2 separate regions of the Homo sapiens genome follow, and region 2 is linked to region 1. Evidence: read pairs that join two places in POLR2A ChIA-PET (ENCODE). Cell type or tissue: A673. All regions are shown on one strand.

Evidence for each region. Peaks named below come from ENCODE experiments on the same cell type or tissue, not always from the same donor. Only the 100,000 strongest peaks of a DNase experiment are listed, where the experiment ranks them.
Region 2: POLR2A ChIA-PET joins it to region 1 with 13 read pairs; 1 of 35 experiments calls an interaction of 5 or more read pairs at or near these places.

Annotation. Positions count from the first base shown.
Region 1 is chr3:89,114,344-89,119,343 of GRCh38, forward strand. All of the region lies in intron 1 of EPHA3 (EPH receptor A3), which reads left to right. Among named protein-coding and RNA genes, the nearest start is that of EPHA3, 9.2 kb to the left of the region's middle. RefSeq lists a silencer at 341-450. In A673, CTCF peaks have their summits at 426 and 632; DNase peaks (open chromatin) are centred at 98 and 338; H3K4me3 peaks cover 602 bases; H3K27ac peaks cover 2,051 bases.
Region 2 is chr3:88,586,408-88,591,407 of GRCh38, forward strand. No RefSeq gene overlaps it. Among named protein-coding and RNA genes, the nearest start is that of CSNK2A2IP, 250 kb to the left of the region's middle. In A673, no CTCF peak of the experiment used is centred here; a DNase peak (open chromatin) is centred at 2,914; H3K27ac peaks cover 1,831 bases.

The sequences.
Region 1 (5,000 bases):
ACCATCAGGGTGTCTTAACCACAAACTATTCTCCGCTAGGTCCAGGCTCGTTGGTGCAAAGGGAAAACAACGGTGTCTCTCAACAGTTCACTGCTTGCTCACTCTGCATCAAATTAAAGATGAGATCATAAAAAAACATCTCCGGGTGCGCGTAACGCAGTCTCAGCCCTCTGGAGGCCAGTGGGTTCTTTGTGCACAAGTCTCTCCGCGCCTGGCTGCCCAAGTCAGTTCCCGGAGCGCGACCAGGGTGCCACGGCCTCCGTCCCGAGGTAGGGTGGGTGGGCGAGCGCAGCCTGATGCTCTTTTGCTCCGGGTTTCTGCCCCCGGGCGGACGGTGTAGACTCTGTAGCGAGCGGAGAGCGAAGGTGCAAAGTTAAGCGAACACGAGCGCCAGGAGGAGACTGGAGCGCGCGAGAGGCAAACGTGCGCCCTCTGCCTGCTGCCGCGGATCTGCTGGCACTGGGAGAGCACGGCGTACTCCTTGCCACCTGGACCCTCCTTACCTGGGCGTCAGTAAGACGCCAGAGAGTCCATGCGCCTTGGACGGGCCTGGCAGGTCCTGACCTGAGGAATAGACTTTAATTCAGGATCTACGATCGCCCTGCCGCCTTTCGCATTGCTGTCAGCTAGGCTTTTCAGTTTGATGTCTGGAAGTGGCGTGTCTCTTTTCCATCCATTTTCATGGGTTCACCAGGTGACAGCCAGGGGAAGGAGATATTCTGCAAGGTTCGCTGCCGGATTGAGAAAGCATCTCTTACTGGGTGCGCTTGGTTGAGACTCACAGGAGTTGCCTCATACGCCCTGTTGTGCAGCTTGCTGATTTCTAACCCTATCCCTTTACTATTTCTTCATCTTTTGGGCATTCAACTCTTTTGGTGTCGCTAGACTAAAATGAAGAATATCTTTTTTTTTTTTTAGAAAAATTTTCTTTAAAACTACCTGCTAGTGCCACCTTTAGGCCCCTAGTAATTGCTGAGGGGATGTCAGTAAACTTTTCCCCTGTGCATATTCAAAAGTTGTCTGTGTTCTCCCAAAGCCCGTGTTTGACTGACACCATTTTATTAAAACAGGATTTTTCCTCTTCCAATATTGGGAGTAAACATGGAATGGGCAAGAGAGGGTTTTTGGGAGCTGTGCTATCGAGATAGCTTGGTGGGTGGATGATCCTGATGTTTCTGTGGCTGTGTTAGAACTTCAGTCTTTTTCATAAAAGATGATTTTGTTAAATCCTGTAGACTTCAAGACTAATATATCCTCAGTGCCGTGTTCAACACTGAGAAAATAATTGCTCAGTGCTCTGCTGGCAAATAGATTTTTCCCTTACATTATCATTCACGACTTACTGAACCTCATTTAATCGTTAAAGCAGCCCTAAAATAGGTAACATAATGTTTCCCATTGTTACAACTGAGGAAACTGAGAAAATGGATCATAATAAAGCGGTAACTAAGCCAAGCCCTCTCTCGTCTTTGTCTTTTGATTTTAACCTCATATGTTTTCTCCTAGACACAAATGACTATGAACTAGGGAGGCATCATTGTCAGGAAAAGCACTAGCTTCTCAACCTTAATCCCAGTGACTGTACTAATTTGTCTTCTGACTTTGCAAGGATAATTTAGAAACATTCAGAAATTTGTAGTGAAAAATTGAAGAAAACCATATAAATGAGGGTACTTTGGAACTGTAGTTACACTCATAAGTTATGATTATCTGCGTGTGGGGGGGACCCACTAAGAAACTAAGTTAAAGGAATTTGTTGTGGACAGAAGAGTAGATGAAAATATCTGTGATGACTTTTCTTCACACGTTCTTACCTCTGTGTTCCTTTCCTGACACTCAAACACTCCTTTCATCACCCTGGAAAGAAGATTTTGTCAGGAATTCCATACATACAGATAGTGAGGAAATTGTACAATATAACCAGAGTGTGATTATTTAGGGTTATGTGTAATAAAAATGAAGTGTGAATTAACAATTGGAATTATCTTAAAGGTCAGTAATAGGAGAAAATAGAACATGGTCCAAAAAGTAGACTTTAGTCTCTGTGGAAATTTCCCCCCGTTTAAAATATAATTTTTAAATTGCTTAAGATGAGAAAATAAATTTTAGTGATTTAGCTCTTCTTTCATAAAAGCACTTGTATTCTATTTAACTCCTGCCATTGAGAAAAGGTAGCTAAAACAGGCTTTTGAAAGGTAGCAAATTAAGTTGGGGGCAATTATATTTTTCATGTGGGTATTTTAGCACATATGTTTTGCATTAATTGCTGCAATAAATTCTGTTAACCTGGCAAAGAGCAAAAATAGCATATTGATGACATCAGGCTTCCAAAGCAGAAAGCAGCTTTTAGTATCTTGCTGTCTTCACTGTAACATTAAAAAAAAAAAAAAAAAAAAAACTAATGTGGTGGTTAACCAAAGAGTTAGCCATTCTTTCAAGCTATTGGCATATTTTCCATGAACAAAGTGAAGAATTAGCAACAAACTTTTTCCCCCTTACTTCCAGAGAATTCATGTCAATTACTCATTTTCCTGTTATTTGATTTTTTATATTCATATTTGTTACTCATTTTCCTATTATTTGATTTTTTTATATTTATATTTGGGTTTTCAGAACTCTCTCAAATCAAGGCAAATGTAAACTGACTTTAAAGGCTCCAAACTGAGCTGTCTTCCCTTTTAAGACAAACATCTTGACTGATTACATAGCAGGGCCTCAAAAGGGACTTAAGCAAATAGAGAATTGTGGGTTAATTTTATTACTGAGAAGTTTAGTTGGTCAATATCAAAACTGTTTCTTCTCGATTTTTAATACATTCATTTTGAGAAGGTTAATATAGGTTTTTTCAATTAATAGTTAAGAAAAATAGATGAATAAGATCTAAAGGTCCAGTAAGTGTAAACTGCCTCATGTAAGACTTTAAAATTTTACTTTTTGCCTATGATAAAGTTGATTGATTTCCAATCAACAGGAAATTGTAACATTTCCTATCTACCTCAGACTGACTAAGGGGAACACAGAGCAGCTTGTTAGCAGTTAACATGTATTTATTTCCTGATTTTCAAACGCAATTTAGCAATTAATAAAACTGTATAGCTTTTAAAGGGATATATTCTTTCATTGCATCTGATGGCAGTCTTCACACTGAGGGAAAGTCTGGGAAGCTAATTTGCAATGTCTTCCATGTGGATTATCTAACTAATCCTCTGGGTAAGCAAAACACCACTCACAGGAAAAGTCTATTTGCAGCACTGTGTGGTGTGTTATATCACCAACAGTATTGTCCTCTTACAAAACTGAGCTATTCCCAAACTGTAAGCAAAATTTAATGAATAAATATATACCTTTTGACCTCATTATGGCATAATTTTTTTTTGAATTACAAACAGGTGATGTGAAAAAAACAAAAACAACCATTGATTTATTTGTCACTATCTAATCTTGTTCATTTTCCCCAATTGTCCTCTAATCATCTATAATATTCAAAGGTGGCAAAAAGGCTAGAGTTATATACAAACTGAGATTTCTTTCCCCCTTGAATAAGTCACAGCTGATCATGGTAGATTTTGCTTTTTTTACAGAATAAAAGAACTGACAGCATCATAGAAAACTAGAACTAGAATTAAGTCAGATTGTTACTCTTTTATGAAATCTATAAACACCACCAAATCTAGTAACTGCCAAATATTGGAAATATTTTCAAAGATGCAGTATAAAAGGACATAGTATTTTTCTCTTGGTTTACTTTTACTATCTGGTTTACTATAGATAATTTAATACTCATTTACATTCGATAACTCAAAAAGATAAACTTAGAGGTTTTATTATAGTGTTCTTGACACTTCTGATCTAAATTATGATTTGATTGTCCTTGTTCTCTGAAAAAGAAATTTCCATGTGTAATTATATGTATTTCATCTGGCTAAACTAGTTAATCCATGCTTAACAATGGTTTTTTTCTATATTTTCAGATACAAGTGATTTTCTTTGACATTTGTACATTGCATAAAGAAAATTTTTCTTATCTTTCAAAGTGATGTTCCAAATCATACTAAATGTTTTAATATTCCCACAAGAAAAATAAAATGAGAGGAAGAAAACTAAAAAGATATAAAATTAGTAATATTCCTTTAAATTTTTCTTTCCAAAGGTGATCCTTTGGAAATTAACTAAGCATGTTTTATTTTATGTTTGGCCAGGTGTGTAGTAGGTTTACTACCCTAACCCTATTAGTGAAAACTTTGGAACTCTAAATGTAATGACAAAGGCACAACTTTAAGAATCATTAAAATGAGTCAAGAAAAGGGTTGATATATAACTAATTGCCTGTTACATAATGACTCATCTTTCATATTATAATAATTTATTGTCTGTTTATTTACCAAACAGTACTTATCTGAGGATTAGTTACCCACTAGATTTTGAAAAAAAATATCTGCTAGGGAGTGGAATGCTCTGTGCTCTTGAAGATGTCAAATTCAATGGGATAAATGAATCTAAAATAAATACTTATATAAAAATTGTTATAACATAGATATGAAAATTATGAAAATATGATATGAATCTTTAGTGGAGGGTGCAATTTAAGTCCCAGAACAGAGTCCCTGAGAGACAGGGAGAATTTTTTTAAGGTAAAAGATAATAATAAATTCATAAAAACAAGGACTAGGAGATTAGAAGCTTTGCTTAAGTTCATGTGGTGGGGATAATTTTAACCCAGATTTATTTTTAACTGCATGTAACTTTAAAAATAATTTAAATGAATATATAACAAAGACACACTTTTAAGCATGTCCAAAATAACTAAATATTCAGAAATAGTTCTTGTTAAGCACATACCGAAGCTAACATAAATTCTTTACATTACATGTGAGTGCATGTGAATATATTGGAAACACATGTGACTGAATATCAAAATAGAACCATCTCCATATAAAAACTTCTGTAGGTGCTATTCCTATTATGACTACACTACCCAAAAATATCTCATTGGTCTTTAT
Region 2 (5,000 bases), 530 kb before region 1:
GTCCAGAACCTGCTGCTCCTTGACCTCAGCTTCCTCCCTGCTTGCACAGCCTCCCTTGGAATTTCTTGTGATGTCAAATCACAAAGCTACATGAAGTGGCTAGACCCCAGGAGCAGAGAGGAAATTTTATTTTTAGATTCCTTTTCTGTGACTCTAGTAAAATAATATGAAGTTCTTTTATGGCTCTATCTAAGAGTTTTAATAAATCTGTTGCATTTCAAAGCATGAAAGGGTGATAACAAAAAAATTCTCTCTTGACTGCTTCTAGCCACGAGGTCATCTTCAGAATATCTGTAGAGTCCCAGTGACATGGTGTCAACTGGTGTTCACTGCTGGAAGTTATAGGAAATTTCACCCCACCCAGTGTATACCTATCTCCAGATGTGTTACATAAAAACATTTCATACAATGGAAATTTTTTTCATAGAAAATAACATACTTTATAATTTGGTGGTCTTACAGCATTTGATATGATTTAAAAAAATGCTTTCTTCACATGTTCCTCACTATTAAAATTTTTATTGAACACTTTGATAAACCTGTTTTAGTTAAAATTAAATTTAGAAATGGTGATAATATAATTATCAACATCATCAAAATTTTTAGTATTACTAACAAATGGTCCACATAGTAACAAACAGAAATACCTTTCCTTTTATATTTTCTCATCCTTTGTTTTTTTCATGCTGTTTAGATTTTATGTGTCAGGAAGGCTCACATATATGCTTAGATTTTTTAATCAGACTGGCCAGAATTATGTATTTGGAAATAAGAGGCACAAATTGTGAGTGATATAAAATAGGGTCTATTGGGAATGAAGTGGGTATTAATCATATATTCATTTAGTGATTTAATAAATTTTAATTGTATGCCTGCTATACACCAGGTGCTCTTCTTGGAACCAAGAGTTCAGTGATGATTTTCCAAATGCATCATTTATATTTTTATATAAATCATTATATTTTTACATAAAATATACAGTTTTACATAAACCTATCTAATAAATAACTTTTAATTATTTAGCCTTATTTATAAAATCAAAAGTACCTTTAAGTGGATACGATTTACCAGGCTTTGTATTAGAAAAAGCAGAGAATATCAATACCAGGCAGCCATCTCTGCCTTCTGTAAACATAGACTCTAACAGGAGGAATAAAGCAGTTAACTTAATACACGTAATATAATGAAAAATATGCCTTGAAATGAAAGTAAAAATTGAATGCAACAAGATTCAGGAGGAGTCACATCAGACTCAAGAAAACGGGAAGGCTTTGGACAACGGCAAAAGCTCAGAATGAGAGAAACCATGAGCACTTTTGCAGGAATAGTCCACTTTGTCTGAAGTAGGAGATGTGTGTGCATGATCATGGAAAATTCACTTAGAAAGGCTACAGATGATCCCATTGTGATATGACACAAAGGCCAGGTTAATTAGTTTATGGTATGCCATTAGTCAATGGCCAGGAGTAGAAGCATTCTGAAAAAGCAAATGTCTTGATCAAAGTACTGTTTTAAAAAATAAGTCTAGTAGGTAAAATATTGGGACAGAAAGAAAATGAAGGCAGAGAGAACTAGTTGGGACGTTCTTGTAATTATAATTCCAAAACTTCCTGTCTGAGTAATTGCCAGATCAGATTGTGGGAGAAAGAAAATGAGCACATGAAACACTCTTGACTGCCCCAAAGAGCCATATCAATTAGGTTTCAATCTGGAAGGCTCATCACTTCTTCAGGGAAAACAACAACAATAAGAAAATACAGGGGGGAAATAAACGCAGAAACAAAAATAATATCTACTTGTAAGAGTGATGAGTGAGTGAAGAGGAAGATAAGAAATTAGTAAGGATGAGAAGTGAGAAAAAAAAAATAACTCCAGAATTTGGCAAAATCTCAGTAGTCGACATGTTATACCACTCCCTTCTTGAAATACCCCTTTTTTGGATTTTGTCTGTTTTATTGTCAGTATCTCTTAATCTTATCCCTTTCCACCCCTTCCTCCAATATATTATGTTGGGAATTCTTTTGTGCATAGAAAAACATTTAAGTTACAGTTGTAATTTGTGCCATTTGATTCTGTAATCTTAGGTAGTCGGCATCGAACTCCAATTTTCCGACACACTATTCTTCAAACTAATGAATAGTTTTAATTAATTTATTTATTATTAAACAATGGAGTTAAGGGGACAAGTATCTCAATTTTTTTCCAGTGACAAGCTTTCTTTTCGGCTCACATAATTATGTAAGAGTAATATTAACTTTTGCCTTAACACTATTTTTCAACGACTCCTGTGCATTTTTTATAATTGTTATCCATGTCAACAAGGAAGAAAAACTCCCCTCTATTGTGATGTAACAGCAAAAGTAGGACCACAGATGTCAATTAAAATACTAAGGCTAGCAATGAATCTTCAGTATTTTTATATACATATGGCCTTTCCCTCTAAGAGAAGCGTTGCAATTCTTTTAATCATTATATTCCACTCTAGGCAGTAAACCCAGATTGAACTGGGTTTTACTGACAAAATTGTACAGTTCACACAAAACGGATTTTCAAAGTGGCATTTCAACAAGCTGAATTCACCATTTTTAATAGATAAAGGCACTAGGGCTGTAACTCTCATCTTTAAGAATAAAGGCTACTTTCCAGTACAACTGTTCTTTATTTTAATTTGTGCCTGAGATGCTTTGTGAAACACAAGGTCATTTAAAATTAGGGATAAGGCATTTTTTTTCCATCATTTCCATTTCATCATATGCAATTTTTGATCACAATGTAGCTTGCGTAAAACTGCAAATCCTTCAAATTATGGGGTTTGTTTCCAGCCCGCTGAGAGGGAAATTAGATATAGAACTTCTGTCTCCTGTTAATGTTAATGGGAATTGCATGTCTAATTCCCTTAGAAGCCCAGAACAAATGTATGCTTATGAGTCAGCATTACTGGGTTTTCAGGGCCTTTACCCTTTAAAAGTGTCATTAGTTTGAATAATAGCCAATCCCTCTGGTTACTCCAAACACAGCCCCAGCTACTGTAGTTGGAATCTCTAAGACTTCAGCTCTCACAAATAGCCTGAACTACTCTCAAATCTGAACACTCCCATATGTTAGCCACTTTTGTCCATTTGGAATAAAATTCAAACTCCCAAATTATTCAGTTTTTATGTTTGTATCTTAAACTTTTATATTGTGAGGGTAATACTTCTTAGGCAGTAAGATTATTTTTTATGATTCATTTTTAAAAAGTGCTTTTTTTCATTTGACTCCTCAGAAATGTATTCACTTTTGCTGTGCATTTTCTCTGATTACACTATTAAAAAATATTACCCCTTACAGGCAAAATTATTTAAAACAATTCTGTGTATTGCGCTTTGTTCCTGAAGTTTTTGTTCTCAGTAATATTATAGTGATATTCATTGCTGAGTAATCAATTATATTGCATTACATCATAAGTAGAGAAGGGCATCTTTTTGTAAAAGTAAGATGATGTCAATGAGGTTTTCAAAATCAAGAAGAATTTCAGAAACACCTCATTGATATTTTTTGTTTGAATGAAAGATTCTATTTTTTTAATCTTGCTGAATGGAAATAATTGAAGAATATTTTAAAAGAAAGGGCAATGATACAGAAACTTGACCAACTGTTATGACTGTCATCATGAGCCAGCTCTTTCCTATAATCTTGTTACTCACAGTGTGTCCTCACCTGGAAACATTTTAGAAATTCAAAATCTCCTTCCTGTCCCAGTCCTTTTGAATCTGCATATTCATACATTTCATAGATGAATTTTCTACTTACTGAGTTTGGAGAGCACTGCTCCCTAATACTTAAACAAACTCTAAGCATTTAGAATTAGTATGCTTTTGAAACCAGAATTTTTTTTTCATAATATTCCGTCTTATATAGAAACCAGTGACCATTCATTAAGTTGTAGACATTTGCTTTTTCTGTTAAATTTTTTCCTTACAACATAAAAAGAGCTCCTATAAAGCAATCAAAGACTTGAACAGTGTATGTGTTCTGGAAACATAAATGAGCACATTTGTCTCACCAGATAATCATTTATTTAATTTATTGGTTCTTAAAGTAAAGATGCATGAGAATAACCATTGAGTTTATAAAATGCAGAGTCTTGGGACACCATCCCCATTCCAATCCCCATCCCCATCCTCCACCATCCATCTCCCATCCCCAGCTGTCTCTATTATATTAGTCTAGTTGGCATCTAGAATCTGTGTTTTTTAAAATCACCCCAGATGATGTGAGATTTCCCTTGAAAACACTTTGAGACAAATGATCTAATTCTTTTTATATGCCAAATGTGTTCTTTTCATTCCTGAGCTGTATGGCATAGTTCTAAGTTACCACAATTTTGCATTTTGTAGTTCAGGCAAAAAATGTGGGTAAATAGTTAGAAATAACACCACTGAGCCTTGAAACTTTTCATTTACCTGTTAATGAAAATATCAAAGTCTCTATGTGACTAGGAGTAATTGTATAATATGATTTCAAAAAGGTATAGCCAAAATTTTGTTTTCAGCCATAGCTCATTGAGGGTATTAATTTTGCCATTTTTTAAAATGTAAGGTGCCATAATTTGAATATTTAAGAAATAATTATGCTGACTTTTAAAATTGTGCCATCAAAATAAGGACTAAAATTAATATAATGTTTGAATATTTGAATTCTTGAATAAATAACAGTTCAGTGACTAAAGTGTTGTCAATCTCTCTGTGTCTAGGGATTTTTTCAACCATTTCAGAGTTTAATATTGTAAAGATTTTATTTATTCAGAAATAATTAATGGAGATATGAAAATGAATATATTGTTCAGGGGAAGTCTACAGATAAACACACACATGCCAAAGTCCAATATTTCAAAGAGAGTATAAATGAAAATGAGAAGATGAAGAAGTAGTTTTCAGATGCATTTGAAGAGAAGCGAACAGAGAAATAGGAAGAAAACAGGAAAACACGTTTGAAATTAAATTAATTTCAGCCACAAA